Regions from separate parts of the Homo sapiens genome. Here region 1 is linked to region 2. The links are chromatin loops, found by intact Hi-C in ENCODE. Cell type or tissue: gastrocnemius medialis. All regions are shown on one strand. Each heading gives the region's core, and the rest is flanking DNA. Links, peaks and the distances in the headings are about the cores only. Region 1 overlaps KIF16B (kinesin family member 16B). Region 2 overlaps KIF16B (kinesin family member 16B).

Region 1 (5,389 bases), core at 256-5,255, 83 kb after region 2:
ATATTTTGTAGCACCCCTTGCCTCTACCCAATAGATGCTAGCAACACATCTGAGGTTCTGACAACCAAAAATGTCTCCAGACATTTGAGAAACATTGCCCTAGACACATATATAACATGGCCCCTTCCTTCCTTCAGGTCTCTGCTCAAAAGCCACTCTCCCCATCACCCCATACAAAATAGCAACCACCAATGTTCCTCATGGTGATTTCTCTCCTTGGGAATGGCTATTAGTGTGTATATATATATATACATATATATATATACTATCCATTTATATGTATACGTATACACACACACACACACACACACACACGCACAAGTTTATTACCTGTCCTCTGGCTAGAATGTAACCCAGCACCTAATTTCATGTCCCACTCATCAATTAATATTTGCCAGAGGAATGAATGAGTGAGTAGACACACAGAGTTCAGTGGAATGCAGAGGGAAGGTCAGAGACAACCCTCCGGAAGAGAATGGTAGGCCTTATCTTGACATCAGGCCCATCTGACCCCAGACAAAAGACCTCTAAAGTCAAGCTTCTGGGGAAGTCTGAAGTAGAAAGCAGACAAATTCCAGAAGGTTGAAGGTAAAAATTGCAGTCTTGAGGTTGGGCTGAACCAGGTTCAGACTAAATCATGTACAAGAGCATGACATTGTGCTCCATGACTGTACGAGCAACAGAAAACCCAGTTCCAACCACTAACTGGGGATCCTGGTCAGAGATGCTCCTGGAGAATCTCCTTCCCTCCCTGACTCCTATAGTCAAGACGCAGTGACCAAGACACACCTCTGTAACTCCAACACCCAACACAGCCCTAAACATAAATACGATTCCTTACAATCCTGGAACCAATAAATGTACTCTGTGTCATTTAAGTATTAAAACAACCTACGAAGTCTACCATTCGCTAGGTGATGGATTCAGAACTTCTCAAGCTAGTGTAAGACCATTAAAGCAAAACTCAAACCCTGTAGACAAGGGAACTCCTGGGAGGTTTCTGGGGCAGGGAGGTGGAGAGAGAGAAGTCCCTCAGGCCTCTGCAGATATTTACATTTCAAATGCACACTGAAGACCTGAAGTCATGCGAGAGGGCGGTGAAATGAAGTAACAACAACAACAAAAAAAGGATGGCTTAAAAAAATAAAAATAAAAATCACAATGTGAAAGAAAGCAATTTAATTTAACAACCATTAAATAGATACGCAGAGAAAATGACCAATGCATAACTTAGTTTCAAGAAAAGGAAATGAAGCGTGTCATTGTTCTTCAATTACCACTCTTATCAGCCAACCTCCCATTCCATGGCTCAGAACCTCAGGCTTTGAGGTCGGAGACTTCAGTAACATTGATTTACTATAGCAAGGAATATGCAAATCTCAGCTAAACTGAGCACTCTCCATAAGCTAACCCCTACTCCTACCTCTCGGATATTAGCAGAATTCATGTTTTTTCCTCCTGACCATGAAATTAAAGCAGAAATGGGATGTGATTTTTTTAAAGACATATATTACAGGGGAGAATTTAATCACACAGCTCTATTTCATAAAATGATGTCCTCATGGGAAGGTTTGGTAGCTCTGAACTGTGACCAAACTGCACACACAGTCAGTAGCCCCATGGCAATGAATTATTACAGGCCTCTAGGTCCACATGAAAAGGAAAGTGACCATTCTCGTAAGTCCACAGGCATGTGTATTTTCTTTCTGTACAGAAGTAGACAATAACCCCCCACCCCCAAAAATGCAATATTTTAAACTTTAATAGCTCCCACTCAAACTACAGAAAGTGCTTTGGACTACATCCCAGTTTCGTTTACTATTCTTTCTTTTTTTAACCATTGAGAAACACTTTTGTTTTTCCTTGAAATAAGATTTTGAAAGGCATTGGAAATTCATAGTTTCAAAGCCATTAGGTCAAAAGTCTTACTTGTTCCCACCCATCCCCAGCATGTAGACACACACACACACACACAGAGACACACACACTCACACACACACACACTCACATACACTTCCATATATATAATGGGTAAAATCTGAATTAAGAGAAAGTTTTCCAGGATTGCAAGTGGGGAAGGATGAATTTATGATTAATGCTGCCCTAAAGCTCTATGACATTCAAGCTGCATTCAACTACATGATATTATAAAAGTGTCACCTCATAAAACTGGAAACGAGGGTTTAAATCATTGCTCAAGCGAAAAAGTAATTTCAGACAAAAATATCTATCACGTATAAAATATTTATTGAGTGGCATCTACTGTTATACATAATTTATGAAATACCTCTTGGATAAGATGGAATACTTAACATAGTAGAGTGGGCCACCCTCCCCCAACTCCAGACACAGGGTCCCAAAGAAATCAATGTAAAATATGTATACTTGCATATATTTTACATTGAAACAAAGATTTTGGCAACCATGCTTATTTGGATTAAAAAAAAACCCCACAAACTGACTAAAATTGTCAAAACGTAGCATCAGTTTATTTTAAGCATCCTGTTCACAACATTTACAAATGATATGCTCCATATGTTTTTCTTCAACCTCCAGGCATCTATTCAGGTGAAATCCATCTGAATTTAAAACACATGCCCTTTGCTGGGACTCTCACAGACTCACTTCTGCCCCTTCCGGTGGCTCTGGTGATTGCAGGCAGGGCTGCCCAGATCTCGTGGGAAGAAGACCACAGGAGGACTCGGCTCAATGCGCAAGGCCCGTGTAACCACCGTAATGGTTTATGAGAGTAAGCAGGGAGTCTAGCTCTTTTAATCACAACCACATCCTTAGTGCCCAGCACTCTGCCTTACAAAAGTCAACAACTTTCTTGAATAGATAACCGAAAATGATACAAAAACTTACCAACAACAAAAATCTATTTTTTCCCCCTCTTAGAAAGTCTACCTGGGATCTAGATTGTACTTGGAAAAAACTGGGAAAAGTTTGACAGTGTGTCTGCCCCACGTAAATTAAGATCTCTTTAGGAATAAGAATTGCGTGTCTTCACAGAGTATGTTAGGTGAATATAGCTGCACCAGGCACACAGTAGTCACTCAGTAAGTGCTGATTATTTGGTTCTATAGGGAGTGATTTCTAAGTGGCACTTTTTTTTTCTGAACAGACAAGAATGAAATGTCAGGATCTTTTTGTGAAAATTTATGTTACAGAGAATTATATATTTCACTAGCGAGTAGAATTTTGTAGAGTTGACTCACATCATAAAGTGCACATAATTTCTGCAACCCTGACTACAAACACAGCAGATGTCTGGGGGCTGGGGGTTGGGGACAATCAGGGCTTAGAGCACATGCCCAGTGTGGCTGTGAGGATGGGGGAGGAAGTCAGATAGCCAGAAAGACGTTGAAAAAAAATAAAATTATCCTCTAGTAAAACTACTTTTTAACTTAAAAAAGTTGTATGTGATTTTATTTAAATTTAACAGAATGAAACTATTTCAACCATGTTTCTTTATTATTAATATAAGAGGTATTTCCTAAAATATCCTTGTAAGTCAAGAGGTTATGAAACATAATCACAGTGCATATACATTTTTCATAAGTGTTTCAGTTTTAAGCACCATTACCTGAATCTGTACCGGTTTGAGAACGTTGCTTCTTGCCTTGGCATCTGAATGACATCATAGCTGTGTCGATTTTGGGCCACATGGTGCATGTTGGGCAGTATGGTACTTACTTTCCTCAGAAGGTTAAAGACATGGCTCCACTCTTTTCAAAGCTGAATGCTACTCTAAGAAAATTAAGCTAGTCTGACTTTTAGTCCACAGCAGATAATTTGGTTTTATGTCTGGATGTTTAAAGAGTTTCTTCTTTATCTTGAAATTCAATGGCTTAATTAGGATAGATCTCAGTGTTGAACATCCTCTACTCTATATTTTCCTGGAACACAATACATTCTTCTGATCTGCAGACTCAGTTCTTTCATCTACTTATTTTTCATTTCACAAAGCTTGTCTTGTTTTATTTTCCATTTTCTATTTCATTTGTTGACCGTCTACTTCAAGAACACCAATTGTCCTTATATTACACTGGTCTTTGTCTTCTATTTCTTTCAGTTTCTGATTGCTTTACTATCTTGATCATTCCATTTGTGTTCAATGGGCCTAACAAGCCTTTATTCTCTTAGTAATTTGATTTTCAGTGGGGTCTATTCTTTTCCTTGATATTTTCTAAAATTATGTATTAGTCCTGCAATGATGTTGTTTTGGGCCTCAAAGGCTTTCTTTATTCTACAATCTTTCTTTTTTCATCTCACTTTGCTTTTTATTACCATCTTGCTTTGTTTATTGAATTCATGTTTCTCATTCATTTGTTCTACCGAATGAAACAATTGTAAGGAATTCCCTTCTCTCCCATGAAGTGTGATTTCATCTATATTGGGATCTTTTATCTTTTGCGTGCTATATTCCTCTTCTTTCTTGTTCTCTACCAGCCCATCTGCCCATCTATGCAGCCACCCATAGCTATAGTTATGTTTATATAATTGTTCTACATTTTTTTCATCTCGTATATGCTTAGGCGTATCTGTGCAAATATTCCATGTGCCCTAACATAGGATGGGAAACTCCTTGATGCTTGCCTGGCCATATCTGTGACGTTTCTAGTTGACTGAGTAGTCTGCAGTCCACCCACTTTTCTCTAGCCAGATGGAATGACAGAGGGCTAGGAGGTCTCACCTGAGGCACCACAGGCTTTGTTTGAGGCCCAGCCCTCTCTTCCTGGGCTCCCTAATGATTGGGAAGGGGTCCTCTTCCCAGGGGGAGGGAAGGGGCAGGATGCCCTCGAGCTTCTTAATGTTTCCCCAGGCCTTCACTTACAAGAGAGAGTCAGCTCAGCTCTCACTTCATTCCAGTTACCACCACTGGCCATCACTACTACTCTTCAGTAACAATAGGAAAATCAATTCTGTTCCTCCAATTTGAAGGTACAGTGGGGGGTATTCTGGAATCATCACTGATTCAGCTTCTCAGGTGCAGGTTTAGGAATATCCCCTTCACAATCTTTCCTTTTCCCCAGCAGCCACTCATGATCTTTTCTCACATGCTTCTCTTAGTGACTTACAGCAGTATTGCTGCTGCAGGCTTGTATGTTTGCTATGCTTTCTATTATTTCTTCATTTATTTGAAATCTGTGATGGAATCACCAACTGGTTTTTTAACATTGAAGACAAGAATAGCATTAAAAGGCTACAAAAAGGAAGGATGAAAACAGCGGTACTCCAGGTTTTAGGGGATTTCTTGAGCAAAGATACAAAGGCTAAAAACATGGGCAAACAGTCATCCCTTGATATCCATGGAGGACTGGTTCCCGGACTCCTGAGGATACCAAATCCAAGAATGCTCAAGTCTCTCACGTAAAATGGCGTAGTA
Region 2 (5,389 bases), core at 307-5,306:
ATGGAACAGATGAGAATGTTACTTAGGGACGGAAAGGGAGGGAAATGCTGCCTCATGATATGCACCCTCTGGGATGACAGCTAAGTCTCCCCTGAACTGACCAGCCTTGATGACAACCAGCCTGGTCCCATCCTGGTACCATATGTGCTCTACTGGAGAAGTACAGGTGAAACCCAGGACTGCTCACAGCAGGTGGCTGGCTGGGTGTGCCTGTGCCTGCTTCCTTTCATGGAGAAGGTGCACTGGCTCTGGGCACCCTTTGTCTGCCATGGCCCCTCGTCTAAAACTTCACTCTGGTCCTTTTAAGCACATAGTAAGTACGAAAGGCTGAGATGACAGAGAGGGGACAGATGAACTAGTTGTGACCAGGGGTCAGATAGAACACCCGGCCCACCTGCTAGCCCACCATCAGGGTGCCACCTACCCCTCCTTCCTCTACATCTCTGTGTGCTTTTGAATGCTCTGTGAGCCTTTCTGTACGGTGCAGTTGGACTCTGAGCATCCCTGGAGGCCACCATGTCATCAAGGTGATTTTCTCCATGACAGGAAATCCCAAGGTCTATGGCCAAGTGGAGGGCACACACCTGCCCTAAGAGGAGCTGCTGTTTTGCCCTACGAGTGCTGCCTTGCAGGAATGTTGGCCCTAGTTCCTGCTTTTACTGACTTTTCACAGGATCTTGGCAAATCTGGGTTTCTATGTCAGGTCTCCCAAGTTTTAAATACTGACAATTCATGCAAAATTTAAAAAATCTGTTCAGGCCAACAAAACCCCATATCCTCCACCACCAGTTTGCACCTGCTGCCTCGGGTTAATATTGTTCCACGACTTTGTCAGTCCCTGGCCCCACGGTGCCTGCCATGTGGTTCTTCAGTTGTAAAAACAAGATCCAATTTGAACTGCTGCCCTGCAGTTCTGCAATTTAGCATGTCTCACTTCAGGGTCTTTTAAGTTCAGGGAGGACTCAGCAGATGAGATCTCTTGGCCCTAAGTGTCTAGGGCCAGACTGACTGAAATTAGAAGGGGGAGCTCACAGACCTAAGTTCACACAATGGAAAGGAGAATGGCTGCCACTGACTGGGGTACTTGATAATTATTAGCAGATGGTCGACAAGTTTTCCCTGGAACACTTCCGTGAGGTTATACATCCTCGTTATCATTCATTACTCATGTTTTCTCTGCTTCTCCCTCCTTCTCAGGCCACTGATCAGGAGTCAGAGCAGAATGAGACAAGAGGAGACTGTTACTATGGCACCTAAACAAAACCCAGATGATTAAAATCAGGAAAGCTTTTGTCCTGGACATCATGTGTGTGACCTAAGTTGTCTGTGTGTAGTTCTGCATTTCTTGGGTCTCTAAGTGGACAAAAGTGATACTGGTCAATGGGGCTGATGCCCTGCAGCCATGTGAGAAAAGGCGGGCACCTCGGAGCGTAGCCGGAATGCAGAAGGCTCCTTAGAGGAGATGACAATGGGACACGTGCTTCTAAGAGCAAGGGGCTGGAGGGTGCCCGGCAGCCAGGACAATGTCCAGAGGGTGGGCAGGGGGCATAGAGGTCTACCTCTCTGTTAAGGAAAGCCAAGACAAAACAGATGTACCCTGCGGGTGCTGAACTCAGCCCAGAGCCAGGACATGGGTATACTGGAGCGCTGGAGGGTGGTGCTGAGAAGGCGGGAGGGAAGGTGGGGAGGAGGGAAGATGGGAGGCTTTGGCATGCTTGGACTCGGACACAATCAAGAAGCTCGACTTGCCCACACTCTCCCTGCATGACTAAGAGCCACCAGCCACATCACGAGGATGAGCAAGGGGCAGAATGGCTCATCAGTGACTGACTCCATCAGTGCGGATGGAGCATGAGGAGCTGGGTGGGGGCGGGGGGGAAGTTTACAAAGGGCACACGGTCACTCAGTCATCACCGAAGCGCCAGACAGGCTGTGCCTAATGAGAGCACCTGTGGCCAGGCTAGCATGCATCACACTGCTGGGTGATCCACTGGGTGACTGGTACCAGTCAGGCACGGGGTGGGCACTGGGGGGGGGTCTGTGTCATACAAGACTGACAAGGGCCCTGGGAGCTTGTACCCACAGGGGAAGATCAGCAAACAAGACAATGACTGAAAATAACCAGACTGAAAGCAACACGACTGTGAGCTGTGACCTTGGTTGTGAAAGAAGGGGAGTACCCCTGGTGACAGGATGGAGAACAGGGCAGGGGGCACTACTGCAGATGACCACTCAGAAAAAAGATGAGACAACAAACTCTTCTGCCGATTACTTCCAGATTTTACAAGAATAGAAACTCTCGGGAAACAAAATATTAAAAAATAAACACACCAGTGTTGGCTTATTTCTTTATGTTACCGTGTTGACATGTAAGTTAAAATGCAAGGGATTTCAAACAATGCTGGAAACACCAGCTTATTTCTATGACATGAGTGTGATAGTCTCTGCTCGTCTTAACCATCAATTTCCCAGGCCCGTGTTTTGTGCTATGCTGAAATGTGATTTCAAAATTAAATTTTACCCACTCTGGTCCTAACTAACTGAAAATGGCAAGCATAATGCAGCGTAACTGATGCCACGTGTCAGTGACTGAGAGGCATGCGAAGCGGGGTTGTAAGATGACTGCTGTCATCCGGTTAATGGCATTACTTGTGGCAGGTGCAGCTGAGCGCAGGCACAAATTTTGCAGCTTCATTCTGCTGACCAGCAGGTGACACACAGCAATTTTCAGCCTAGAACGTGCTGTTCTCAGAGAGAAGCCAGACTGGCACTGCTTCAGCTTTCCCCACCCCATCTCTATCTCTGCCACCAGTCAGCAGGACATGCATCTGCAGACACAGTCCCAGACGGATGTGCTACTAGGACCCGCAGGAAGGTACAGCTTCAAGGGTAACAGGAATTGATACTCTGACCCAGGGTCTCCTGGGAGGAGTAAAACAAAGTGGGGAGAGGGGCGACACCAAAATGATAACCTTTTGTATCATCAGGTAAGAATATTAAAACAAACACCAACAGGAAAGAAATGAATACACAAATTGTGACATATCCATACAGTGGGATGCTATTAATATAAAGAAACAAATTACTGTTATACTCAGCTACATGGGTAAATCTCCAAAACATTACATTAAAGGAATGCAGCCAGGTACAGAAGATAAATGCCGTTGGATCCCCTCTCCATGGTTTGCTAGAGCAGACACGACTAATCTGTAGGTGCAGAGGGCAGATCAGTGCTTGCCTTGGTGCCAGAACATGGGCACTGACTGCAAACGGCCACCAGAAACTTCTGGAGGGCCTGCAAAGTTCCAAGTCCTGACCAGAGGGCTAGTTACACGGGTGTATACATATGTCAACACTCATCCAACTACACTTAAAATGTGTGCTTTCACTGTATATAAATTACGCCTCAACAGAGTTAATCTTAAAAAACTAAATGAGATCAAACAACAAAAACCTGTCTACTTATATATCCTCAGTTATTTCATAAAAGAGTTGTTTTTAATGCCCCCAAATAAAGCAGGTATAGAAGACAGTCCTTTTGAATTAAATAGATTTTGGTTTAATGAAAAACTCTATTATTCTCATTTTAAAGACCAGTGGTGGAAACCTCCTCATGGCCCAGCAGGGGTCAGAAGATGAGCATCTGGGAACCCCCGTTGACTTTCTGCCCTCCCTTGAAATCACACGCCCTGTGTCGTCCCTGGAACATTCCCTTAACAGGCTCCTGACTACTTCACGTGGCAATGGGCAGACCAAATTGGAGCTCCCACACTGGGGATTAAAATGAAAATGGCCAGGAAGAAGCAATGATTTCAATGACTAATGAGTCCTACCTAAAAAAAGGTTGGCAGAAGAGCGCAGGAAGCAGAGCGGGTGAGGAGGGCGAGGGGAAGATGACAAAGGAGAACCTGGGCAGCTACACCCCTGGCGTGTTGTCTCCCTCCTGGGGCCCCTCAGGCCTCAACACCAAGTGGGCCCTGGTGTGGTCACACAAATCAGCTGGGACCCTAAATAAGCTGGCAGTGACACCAGCAAGCTATACAGCAAACAGGGGTCTTATACCAGGGGGTGTCAGACCCTGCCCTGCTGGTCACAGAGGGCACAGCGTCTCACTGTGTGTACTCAGGACCATCATGCGGGATAACGAAAAACAAAAACTGATTTTTTAAAAGAGAAGCAGCAAAGATTTTTCTAAATTATAAAGTGTAATAATATATCTATGTATGTACATTGATGTTAAATCTCCCTTCAAAAAAGCTTAAAACTGAAGAGAATAGTCTCTTTTAAAAATAATACTTTTTACCTTAGCCTCCTTAAATAGCCACTGGTTCACCAAGAGAAGAATTTAGTAGTAGCCAAAATATTACCATATATTACCATAAGCATGACTATTTGTTCTAGAAAACAGGGCCTACGCATGAAATGTCCAAATGACTGAGAGAAAAGGTCAGCAATCTAAATTTTAAATTCCAAATGCTGAGGGCAAGCAAACAACCAAAAAGAAAAAAAATCCCAACAAAATCCAAAACTCTCATAAAAACATAATTGTACATCAAAAGTCATTAAGGGGACCTCACAGTAAACTCTCACTCATCCCATTTTTATTTTTATTTCTTTTTAATAACAAACACTTATCCAACACTTAGTATGTGGCAGGCACTGTTTCAAGCACTTTACACATACAAACTCATCCACTCCTCATACCAACCCAATGAGGGGGGGGTTTATGATTCCCATTTGACAGGTGAGGCACAGTGAGGCTGTGTGACCTGCTGAGGTTGCCTGGAGATGGCAGGATATGAGGATTGTGGGGGCAGGGGGAGGGTATGCTATTTAGCAGCTACCTCTTTGCCTGGATCGAGGCTGTTTTTGTTGTTTTGTTCTGGGGAAGGCCTGTATATTCACATCATGTCTGTTTCTCATACTACCCCATGACAAGGTATCCATATGGGGTGGAAGGCTTCCACACACCTACCTGTCAAGGTATCAGGAGGCCCTGCCTAAACGGAGAACTAGACATTCTCCAAGTTGGTGCTAACACATTCCTGGTGCTCATAATTATAGCACCTAGGGACGAACAGAAAAAGGAAGCGGAACAATGACACGCTTCAGAACTTGCTTTGAGAAATGCAAAGAAAGCAGAGCTCTGTGGATTTGGATTTTATGTATCCTGAAGTGATCACCTAGATTCCATAAGGCCTCATAGAATTTTCTGTATTTGGTTTCTCTAACTTGCATGGGCAGTAGCATCTTCACAATTTTGGCCAAATCTGCACACCACCTGATTATTATTTGCTTGTAATTTTTATTTAAATCAATGCAGTTTTTAAAATATTAAATATCTTTTTATCTGAGTTCTATACATGAAATTGATTTAACAGTTATATTT

Evidence for each region. A loop is a pair of places that touch in the nucleus more often than their neighbours do. Peaks named below come from ENCODE experiments on the same cell type or tissue, not always from the same donor. Only the 100,000 strongest peaks of a DNase experiment are listed, where the experiment ranks them.
Region 1: a loop joins it to region 2, with 2.3 times the contacts of the local background. A loop is called at or near these places in 3 of 110 quality-filtered maps.

What each region holds. Positions count from the first base shown.
Region 1 is chr20:16,431,625-16,437,013 of GRCh38, forward strand. The region is part of intron 12 of KIF16B (kinesin family member 16B); the gene reads right to left. Among named protein-coding and RNA genes, the nearest start is that of KIF16B, 140 kb to the right of the region's middle. RefSeq lists an enhancer at 5,029-5,389. In gastrocnemius medialis, for the core only: a CTCF peak has its summit at 2,643; a DNase peak (open chromatin) is centred at 2,668.
Region 2 is chr20:16,348,865-16,354,253 of GRCh38, forward strand. The region is part of intron 23 of KIF16B (kinesin family member 16B); the gene reads right to left. Among named protein-coding and RNA genes, the nearest start is that of KIF16B, 220 kb to the right of the region's middle. In gastrocnemius medialis, for the core only: no CTCF peak of the experiment used is centred there; DNase peaks (open chromatin) are centred at 857, 1,847, 2,707 and 3,707; H3K27ac peaks cover 4,186 bases.